Linked DNA regions of Homo sapiens: region 2 is linked to region 1. Evidence: chromatin loops called from intact Hi-C (ENCODE). Cell type or tissue: IMR-90. All regions are shown on one strand.

The links. Hi-C counts contacts between places; a loop is a spot of excess contacts. Peaks named below come from ENCODE experiments on the same cell type or tissue, not always from the same donor. Only the 100,000 strongest peaks of a DNase experiment are listed, where the experiment ranks them.
Region 2: it touches region 1 in a loop (14-fold over the local background); 1 of 110 quality-filtered maps calls a loop at or near these places.

The regions. Positions count from the first base shown.
Region 1 is chr4:47,343,983-47,348,982 of GRCh38, reverse strand. All of the region lies in intron 5 of GABRB1 (gamma-aminobutyric acid type A receptor subunit beta1), which reads right to left. Among named protein-coding and RNA genes, the nearest start is that of COMMD8, 120 kb to the left of the region's middle. In IMR-90, no CTCF peak of the experiment used is centred here; a DNase peak (open chromatin) is centred at 2,002.
Region 2 is chr4:47,285,983-47,290,982 of GRCh38, reverse strand. The region is part of intron 4 of GABRB1 (gamma-aminobutyric acid type A receptor subunit beta1); the gene reads right to left. Among named protein-coding and RNA genes, the nearest start is that of COMMD8, 180 kb to the left of the region's middle. In IMR-90, no CTCF peak of the experiment used is centred here; a DNase peak (open chromatin) is centred at 3,052.

The sequences.
Region 1 (5,000 bases):
TGAGCAATTCTTTATTTCTCTCTTGCTTATTCATATTGTATACTTTACCAAGTCTCATCTAGTTCACCTTTTACCTCTCCCTGGAATTCATCTACTTCTTTCCATTTCCACCTGGTCCAAGCTAGCATTATTTCTTCCTGGTCCATTCTGACAGTCTTCACAATGGTTTTCTTTAATTTATCGGAGTCAATCCATTTTCCATACCACAGCTAGAGTGATTTCTGAAAACACAAATCTTATCATATTAACTATCCTTCCCCTAGTTCAAAATCTTCAATGCTCCACTATTCTAGGATAAAGACAAAACTTCTACAAAATCTGGAGGGTCAGTCCTCTACAAGTTGAGTATCCCTTATTTGAATTGTTTGGAACCAGAAGTGTTTCAGATTTTGGAATTTTTCAGATTTTGGAATATTTTCATACATAATGAAATATCTAGGGGAGGGAACCCAAGCCTAAACACAAAATCCATTTGTGTTTCATATATACCATATACATACATGCTGGAGGTAATTTTATGCAATATTTTAAATCATTTTGTGCATAAAACAAAGTTGATATACATTGAACCATCAGAAAGCAAAGGTGTCACTATCTTAGCCACCAATGTGGGCAATTCGTGGTTTTTTGGCATCACCATCATTCCTGACTCTGAGTTTATATGCTGCAACAAGCAATCATTTTCTTATATTTATTCACACCTAAGTACTTAGTAGAAAATGGTGTACCATTAATACAATTAAAAATAATGTGTTCAGGGTAACTGAACAGCATGATAACATCACCAGAATACCTGCATCAGTTGATGAACAACAGCAACAAACAGGACAGCCTCCACCTACAATACCGTGTTTTGATTAAAAGGTTACTGTGTTTTTCTGTCAGGTGAGGAGAAATACAAGAAGAAAGCTAGGGACCAGGAAGTAGGTCTTTTAAGAAGGAGGAGGCATTCTGTTGGATGGCTTTTTAAAACGTTTTCTCCAGAGTCATTTGCCTCATTAACAATGATTTTTATGTTAGAAGTCTTTCTTTGATTTTTATAACTGATATGATTTCTTGTTCTATTATGAATGCATGCTAATCTAGTCCTTCAATAAGCCCATCACACATTTTTACCCTGTTGTCTGTAACACTTTTTCTGTAGTGTTAACATCATCTTCATTGTCATTATTATCACAGTCACCTTGATTTAGAACCATTTTGGCTATTTCACCATTGGTCAATGAATGAACAACTGAAGCCTCATAATTACGTTAAAAACTTCAATATCCACATTTTTCAGCTTATAATGGACTCTAAAAATATATATATTTGCAAATGTAAGCAAGTCAGACATCATTTTTTTTTCACTTGACATATGGGATCTTTCAAACTTAACACTTTGTTCATCAGCATTACTTAACATAATCATAGGCCAGAGATTGTGCCACGAAGGCAGAACTGTGTCTTTAGTTACTATGTTCCAAGGGTTGGCAACAGCATATACGGCATTCTTCATGCTACGTTGCTTTGAAAACCTTCTATACTCACACTTCTGTTCACTGCTGCAAGCATGCTGTTCAAGAAAGTGTTTTTATATTTGCTCTTCAATATAAAATAAGGATACCCTGGTCATGTGGCTGAATTAATGAAGTCACATTTGGGGGAAATACATGGCATAAACATTATTATTATTATTAATTATTATTATTATTATTATCTGTGAGATGGAGTTTTGCTGTCACCCAGGCAGCAGTGCAGTGGCGTGATCTCGACTCATTGCAATCTCTACCTCCTGGGTTGGAGCAAGTCTCATGCCTCAGGTTCCCAAGTAGCTGGGATTACAGTCGAGCTCCACCACACCTGGCTAATTTTTTTATGTTTAGTAGAGACAGGATTTTGCCATGTTGGCCAGGCTGGTCACGAACTCCTGACCTCGAGTGATCCACCCGCCTCAGCCTCCCAGAGTACTGGGATTACAGGAGTGAGTCACCGGCGCCCTGCCATAAACGTTATTTTTGATGAGAATTTCAGCTGGAGGTTGAGCAGAACAGTTGTCAAAGAATAACAAGATGTTACACTCATCCTCCAGTCCAGCTTCCCTGCAGTGAGCATGAGGCTGCTGGTACAAAATGTTTACAAAACCAATCAGAGAAGATGCCCCTGGTCATCCATGCCTTTTTGTAAAATAATGGACTAGTAAGAAATTCACTGTTTGAAAACAGCAAGGATGCAAACTTTCCAATCACAGCAAGTTTACACTTATACCTGCCTATAGCATTGGCACGGGCCAGCACAGTTATTTTGTCTTTGATTCTAAATTCCTGTAGGGACTTTCTTATCAGCTGAAGTCAGTGTCTTTCTGGGGCAATAATGCTGAAATAGTAATGTTTCATCAGCATTATAGACTTGTTCTGGCATCAGATTTTCATCAGCAATGATGTTGGCACATTCATCAATGAATTTCTCCACTGCTTCATGATTACCAGATGCCTTATTACCACAAATCTTGAAAATTAATGCCATGTCTTTTCTTAAATTTCTGCAATCAGCCTGTTGAATAGTCACAGTTTCTTTCAATCCAGGTTCATCATAATAGATACTTGATTGTTTCATGATCAGTATCCCATTAATTGGCATATGTTCACCTTCCATGCTGACAAATCGACTTTTTCAATACACAGTCAAGATCTTCATTTTTAGTTTTATGTAGAGTTTTCTATTTTTCATTAACTCCTATTCATCTCTTTTATCATAGAACTTCAACAGTTTCTTCTGTGTCTTCAGGTCATATGTGGTGGTCCTTCCAATGCCTTACTCTCCTGAAGGATGTTTCACACTTACAGTGCTGCCCAGTTTCTCCAACAGCTTGGCTTTCTGTGCTATAAACAAACAAATTCTTTCTCTTTTTCTTCTCACTGTTATTGATAGGGGTATCTGCAGGCCTTTTTTTTTTGCCATTTTCAACAATATCTTTATACCACAGAACAAAGAATAAGCAAAAAATACACAGTGAGTAATACATGTAGGTTTGTGGCCTCATGTGGGGCATTGTGGGAAAACTGCTGTTGGCATGTCTGGTCTGCACACATGCCATTTTATTATGCATTGTGGGTGTGCTTGTTTGGGGGAATCTGGGCATGTGCAGAAAAAATAAATCACAGCAGAAGGAGCTGGAAGGGTCTTTTTTTCCCTTTGGGATGCTGAATAAACTATTGTGTTCCTGTATTTCGACTATAACCAGTGACATGAGGTCCGGAGTAACATTTTCTACTTGTGGCATCATGTTGGTGCTTAAAAAGTTTCAGATTTTAGAGCATTTTGGATTTTGAATTTTTGGATTAGGAATGCTCAACTTATACCTACATTTCCAATTTCAACTCACACCATGGTCTTTTGTATCTTATTACTACAACCACATTAGATTTATTTTCATCCCTTATGCTTACCAAGATCCTTCCTACCACAGGGTCTTCAACTTGATGTTTTCCTTACCTGGAAGGCACTTTCAACTCCTCTTTGCCTAGTTAACTCTGTACTCATCCTTTAGATTTCTAAGCAATAGACACAATCTCAAAAAAACTCTCTTTACCTCCTTAGTCCAATTCTGCCAATTCACTATTTCATAGCAATTTTACCTTTATTGGTGTAAGTCTTTGACAAGTGCCTATCTCCTTTACTGCTTGAAAACTCCATTAGGGAGGATAGGGGCCCTCTTAACTTTTGCTCTCTGTTGTCATCTTAGCATAGTGCCAAGGGCCCACCCAGCCTATAAGTACTTGTTGAATGGATTAATGAAATAATTAACCTAACATTTCTGATTATTTGATGCCAATTCTAAAAACTATGTCTTCAAGAGAGAATATTCAATTGTTCAGGAAAGAGGGAAGACACATTAGACATAGATTTTAATAGTGTAGATAAATGCTTCGCCAGGCACTGAAAAACATTTTACAGACTGAGAGTTACGTAAAAGAATGCTGCCAGGCATAGTGGCTCACGGCTGTAATCCCAGCACTTTGGGAGGCTGAGGCAGGCGGATCACCTGAAGTCAGGAGTTTGAGACCAGCCTAGCCAACATGGTGAAACTCCGTCTCTACTAAAAATACAAAAATTAGCTGGGCGTGGTGGTGCACACCTGTAGTCCCAGCTACTTGGGAGGCTGAGGCATGAGAATCGCTTGAACCTGGGAGGCAGGGGTTAGAGTGAGCTGAGACTGTGCCACAGCACTCCAGCCTGGGGGATAGAGCAAGACTCTGTCAAAAACAAAAAACAAAAAACAAAAAAACACACACACAAAACAAAACAAAAAAATGTGCCAGTAACAGATTGGTTGGAGACACCCCACTGACACTTAAGATTTTTTTTAAAAAAATGTAAATCCAAGCATGAGTTATAGCGCTTGTGTTGATATTCATTGCTGAATGCAATAGGTGGTCATGTAAAAAAGATTCAGTAAGTTTGATTTTGTAACCTAGTTATACATGACTTTCTATATGTTTTGGTATTGTTTCCTCCAAACTAAAAACAATAACCTTTGAATATTCAGGTCATCAGGACATTTTCATTACAAAAGCAGAAACCCAGCTTCCAGTACTCTAACCATATAATATCATGATGGCACATGACAATATATGGTAAACCTGTTTAGGAATCTTTTTATACCCGAACACAGTTCCTTTCTCATATTCTACAACTAATTGTTGACTTGCCCCAGAGAAGACAGCAGGGAAGAATTTTGAAGTACACAGTATTGTGAACCCAACCATCAATTTCTCCATTAGCCAGGTCTAGCAGTATTCTGAGTTGCTCACCTTTGCTACCACTCTTTGACATATCATATCCAGAATTAGAAGACAGGGTTAATGATCCCTCAGTGAGCCTTCAAATTTCAGGTTCTCAGCCTTCAAATTCCATGATTATTCTCTGAGAAATTGCTTTCCTTTATTATGCTCTATACTATCAACCAAAGCACTTTAGTAATATAATCTAAAGCAACAGCCCCTAAGAAGCTGACAGTC
Region 2 (5,000 bases), 58 kb after region 1:
ATGCAAATTTCTGCAGCCAGCTTGAATTTCTCCTCAGAAAATGGGTTTTTCTTTTCCATCACATTGTCAGGCTGCAAATTTTCTAAACTTTTATGCTCTGCTTCCCTTATGAAACTGAATGCCTTTACCAGAACCCAAGTCACCTTTTGAATGCTTTGCTGCTTGGAGATTTCTTCCACCAGATACCCTAAATCATTTTGCTGGAGTTCACAGTTCCACCGATCTCTAGGGCAGGGGCAAAATGCCGCCAGTATCTTTGCTAAAACATAACAAGAGTCACCTTTTATCCAGTTCCCAAAAAGTACCTCATCTCCTTCTGACATCACCTCAGTCTGCACCTTATTGTCCATATCGCTATCAGGCTTTTGGTCAAAGCTATTCAACAAGTCTCTAGGAAATTCCAAACTTTCCCACATTTTTCTGTCTTCTTCTGAGCCCTCCAAACTGTCCCAATCCCTGCCTGTTACCCAGTTCCAAAGTCAGTTCCACATTTTCGAGTGTATTTTCTAGGAATGCCCCACTCTACTGGTACCAATTACTGTATTAGTCTGTTTTTATGCTGCTGATAAAGGCATACTAATGTTGGACTTACATTTCCATGTGGTGGAGGAGGCCTCACAATCATGGTGGAAAGTGAAAGTCATGCCTCATGTGGTGGCACACAAGAGAAGAGAGCTTGTGCAGGAAAACTCCCTCTTACAATAACCATCAGATCTCAGGAGACTTACTATCATGAGAACAGCAATGGAAAGACCTGCCCCCATGATTCAATTACCTCCCACTGGGTGCCTTCCACAACACTTGGGAATTCAAGTTGAGATCTGGGTGGAGACATAGCCAAACTGTATCAGTCCACAACTGCATTTCATTAATTTGAATCTAACTAATCTAGACAGTAAGTTTCCATCCTATCCCCACATATGCTATAGAAATCTACTTCTAGGCAAAATTGTGAAGTAGCATTTGTTGTGAATTGTGAAGAGTCAGCATTTCTCACTGCTTTTGCAGATCCTGTACCTCATTTATTAGCTTTTCTTACTCTTGGCACAACTTAGAAGTGTCCTGAATCACATTCTCCAAAAGTTCCCAATATTCTTTGCCATGTTATTTCTACTTATGGGTAATGAAATGCCATAACATAGTTTAATGTAATGGTTATAAAAGTCCAAGGCTAAAAATGGTTAAGACATTAATGAAGTTAGGTTTTCAGGTAGTTTATATCTTGTTATGATTTAATTTATCATCCCAGGCTATACATACAGGGAGGTAAGGCCAATAAAGCATCTTATGTCATGCATGGGTTTCCATCACTCATCCAGTACACCAGTATAATTTTGGCAGTTAAATCAGCTAATTGGAAGACCATGCTCCTTCCAATACTATTTTAGTGTGTGACCAATTTGCCATGGTGAGCAGAAATCAAATCAAATACCAAATAGAAAAAGAAATTCTGTTTGGTGGAGTTAGACTAATTTTCCCAGAATCCAGGCTGAAGGTTGAGGACAAATGGGTGTAGGTTCACATCATTTGGTTTGTTATAATCTATGAAAAATCTTCCCCACCCCTAATAACAATTTCAATTTGTAATTACTACTATTTCAGGTTTGACTACAACTATGATGTAATGAGATTACTGTGTCAGTTGGATCTGATTTCAAAGAGATAATGCACTTTTTCCTTTCTGAGTGAGTTCATTTAAAATAATAGGTTCAAAACGGAAACAAAAACTGGCACAAATAAAGGCTTTTGAAAATGTGGCATTCCTTTAGTTTTCACTCAGACAGCATGGGGAATTGAAAGGGTCTCTGTGGACTGATGGTCTCTGTTTCACATCATCACAGATAATAATGGATCCTCAGGGAAGAGTCAAAAAATTCCTCTGTTGCTGATACGCATGTCTCCCTGGCTCAGAAGCAAAAAACAAACTCAGGCCAAAAAAAAAAGAGGCTTGTGCTGATTTCTTCACTTGTTCACTCATCTATATTGATCATCTTTACAATAAGGTGCCATGCTAGTAAATATATTTTAAAAATATAAGATGTACATAAGATGTATATACTATTAGAAGTATAGGATATGGATGTAATCTTTGTGGTTAAGAATGTGAACTCTGGGTAGACCGCTTGTCTCCATAGCCAGGCTCCATCAGCTGTTGACGTTGGGCAAGTTACCTGACTTCTCTGGACTCAGTTTCCTCTTTTCTCAGTTGTGATAATTTTAGTAATTAAGTAAAATAACACCTATAAAGCATTTGAAAATTGCCTTGAAAGACTAGGATTCAATAAACATTTGCTATGATGATGATGATGATTAAATGACTTACCACAAGGTGCCTCCAAATCACTAAACATCCCAGTCATAGACTTAATTCATTACAGGAGCTGCTAGACCTTAGGAAAACATTATTAAGATAGAAGCCCTGGCTGGGCATGGTGGCTCACACCTGTAATCCCAGCATTTTGGGAGGCTGAGGCGGGCGGATCATGAGGTCAGGAAATCAAGACCATCCTGGCTAATGTGGTGAAACCCAGTCTCTACTAAAAATACAAAAAATTAGCTAGGTGTGGTGGCAGGTACCTGTAGTCCCAGCTACTTGGGAGGCTGAGGCAGGAGAATCACTTGAACCCAGGAGGCAGAGGTTGCAGTGAGCCGAGATCGCGCCACTGCACTCCAGCCTGGGCGACAGAGTGAGACTCCATCTTAATAATAACAATAATAATAATAATAATAATAATAATAGTAATAAGCCCTGTTCTCAAGGTTCAAGGTGCTAACAATCTTGTGGGTGGTGCAGACATACTACACCAGTGTTCTGTGATTAGTGCGACACTAGATGAGTATATGCTGATTTATTGCCTATCTACTGCTGCATAACAAATTACTCCAAAAATTAGTGCTTAAAACAACAAATGCGTTATTTCACAGATTTTGCGAGCCAACAAACTGGGCTTGATGTAGTTTAGTGCCTCTGCCTCAAGCCCTTTCACAAGGTTGCAATCAAGTTGCTGGCTGGGACTGTGGTCATATCTGAAAGCTCCACTGAGTGATGAGTCATACTCAAGCTCATTTACAAGGTTGTTGGTAGGGTTAAGTTCCTCACATGCTGTTGAGCTGAGAATCTCAGTATCTTGCTGGCAGTTGGAGACCTCTCTCAGTTTCTTGTCATATAGGCATGTCCATAGGGAAACTCTCAACTGGCTTCCATCAGAGCAAGTGAAAAATAGCAAGAAAGGGCCAGCTGGCTAGAAGTCAGGCTTTTTAAAACCTGATCGAGACATGACATTGTATCACTTGTGCTATATGCTATCCATATGAAGTAAGTCCAAACAAACTCAAAGGAAGGGAATTACACATTGATGTGAATATCAGAAAGTGAGGATCATTGAAATCCATTTTAGATGCTGTCTAACACAAAGTACAGTGGTGAAACAAACAGCAGAGATAAAGACTTTAAAAGTAGACCAGCATGATCTGGGTTTTAAAGGATAAATAATTATTCACTGGAAAGGTATGGGGGAATGGCATTCTAGGTAGAGAGAAGAAAACATTTGCAGAAATATGTGAAAAAAACCCTGATAGGATCAGGTGTCATAGAAGAAGTTATATTGATGCCTTAATAGCTTCTAGGCGTACTAACATGCAAACTTCCCATAGCACCATAGAACAGAAAGGCTCATGGACAAAATTAAAATACTTGAATCATGTGATATAGTAAATCAAATTAAAACACAGAACCAAAGGGAAAGATACGGGGAAAGCTACATTTATGATAGGGTGCAACCTGGTATAAGAACCTCAGCACCTGAATTCTGGGGTATGCAATGTTCATACATCTCTCTCTCTCTCTCTTTCTCTCACCTCAGACTTTCCCAATGATAGTGTGATTATGAGGACCAGAGTTGAGGTTCAAGAAACATAGCTCACAGAACATACTCTGGGCCAATGCGGTGTAGGGAAAGATGTAGTTTAAACCCAGCTGTGTCTTGGCAACAAATCCCCCAGCCATGAGTTTTACTTGTATTTATTGGGAAGAGCACATGCGGGGTCAGAATTGGTCCTTTAGGGTGTTGCTAATGGGTGGCCATGTTTGGGGGCATCATAGTTATCAATTGATGATTAAGACTTTGATCTTTCTATCTGTAAGTAACATTCTTGTTTGTGCAATCATATTTTTCTATTTAATTTTTTCTTTGGCATGTCACATGTTATTAATTTATTGTCTACATTGAACACATCATATGAATTCTGCCTTTGTTTCACAAGGTACTTGCTTACTCATTATCCATGCTTAATTATCCTATGAATTTTACCTATACCTCATAAGCTACAGGTTTACTTACTATCTAAGCTCAATATTTCTTATAGGTTTTATACAGTTTTTTATTTTTTTCTTGTCTTTTTAGCACAGTTGAATACAACATACACACATTACATTAGGGGACTTGAAGTGTTCTGGCGTAGCAGGAGCACAGGGGGCTTGTCAAGGAAGGGCAGGAAATAAATGTAGAAAGGTAGAGAAGGCTTTATATGGAAACATGGACTCTATCCTGCAGACAATGGAGAGTCACTGAAGGGTGCAAGCAGAAATAGAACTGTATTAGAAATATCACAATATACTTATATAAAATATTAAAATAAAAATCATGTATGATAAACTCCCAATGAATCATTCAAATAAGACAATGCATGCACTTCAACCTACTCAAAGTGATGTCCCTGGTGTCATTTATATAGGCTTCAGGGAAGTTGTAACATGTTTATTAGTCTGTGGAGGAAGGAAATGTCTTTGGCTGAGAGTAGAAACCATTAAAGCAGAAAGACATTAATACATGAATCTCTTACTCAGCTCCTACTGGTATATCCAGTAAGTCAAAGAACAAGATTACCCATTTGCATACCATAGAAAAAGTTTTCATGGATTTAGTAATTTGGATTTTTGTCTCTCTTCCAGTAATGAGAAAAGTTTAATGTTAGTTTTTAATTTGCAATTTAGCTCAGGC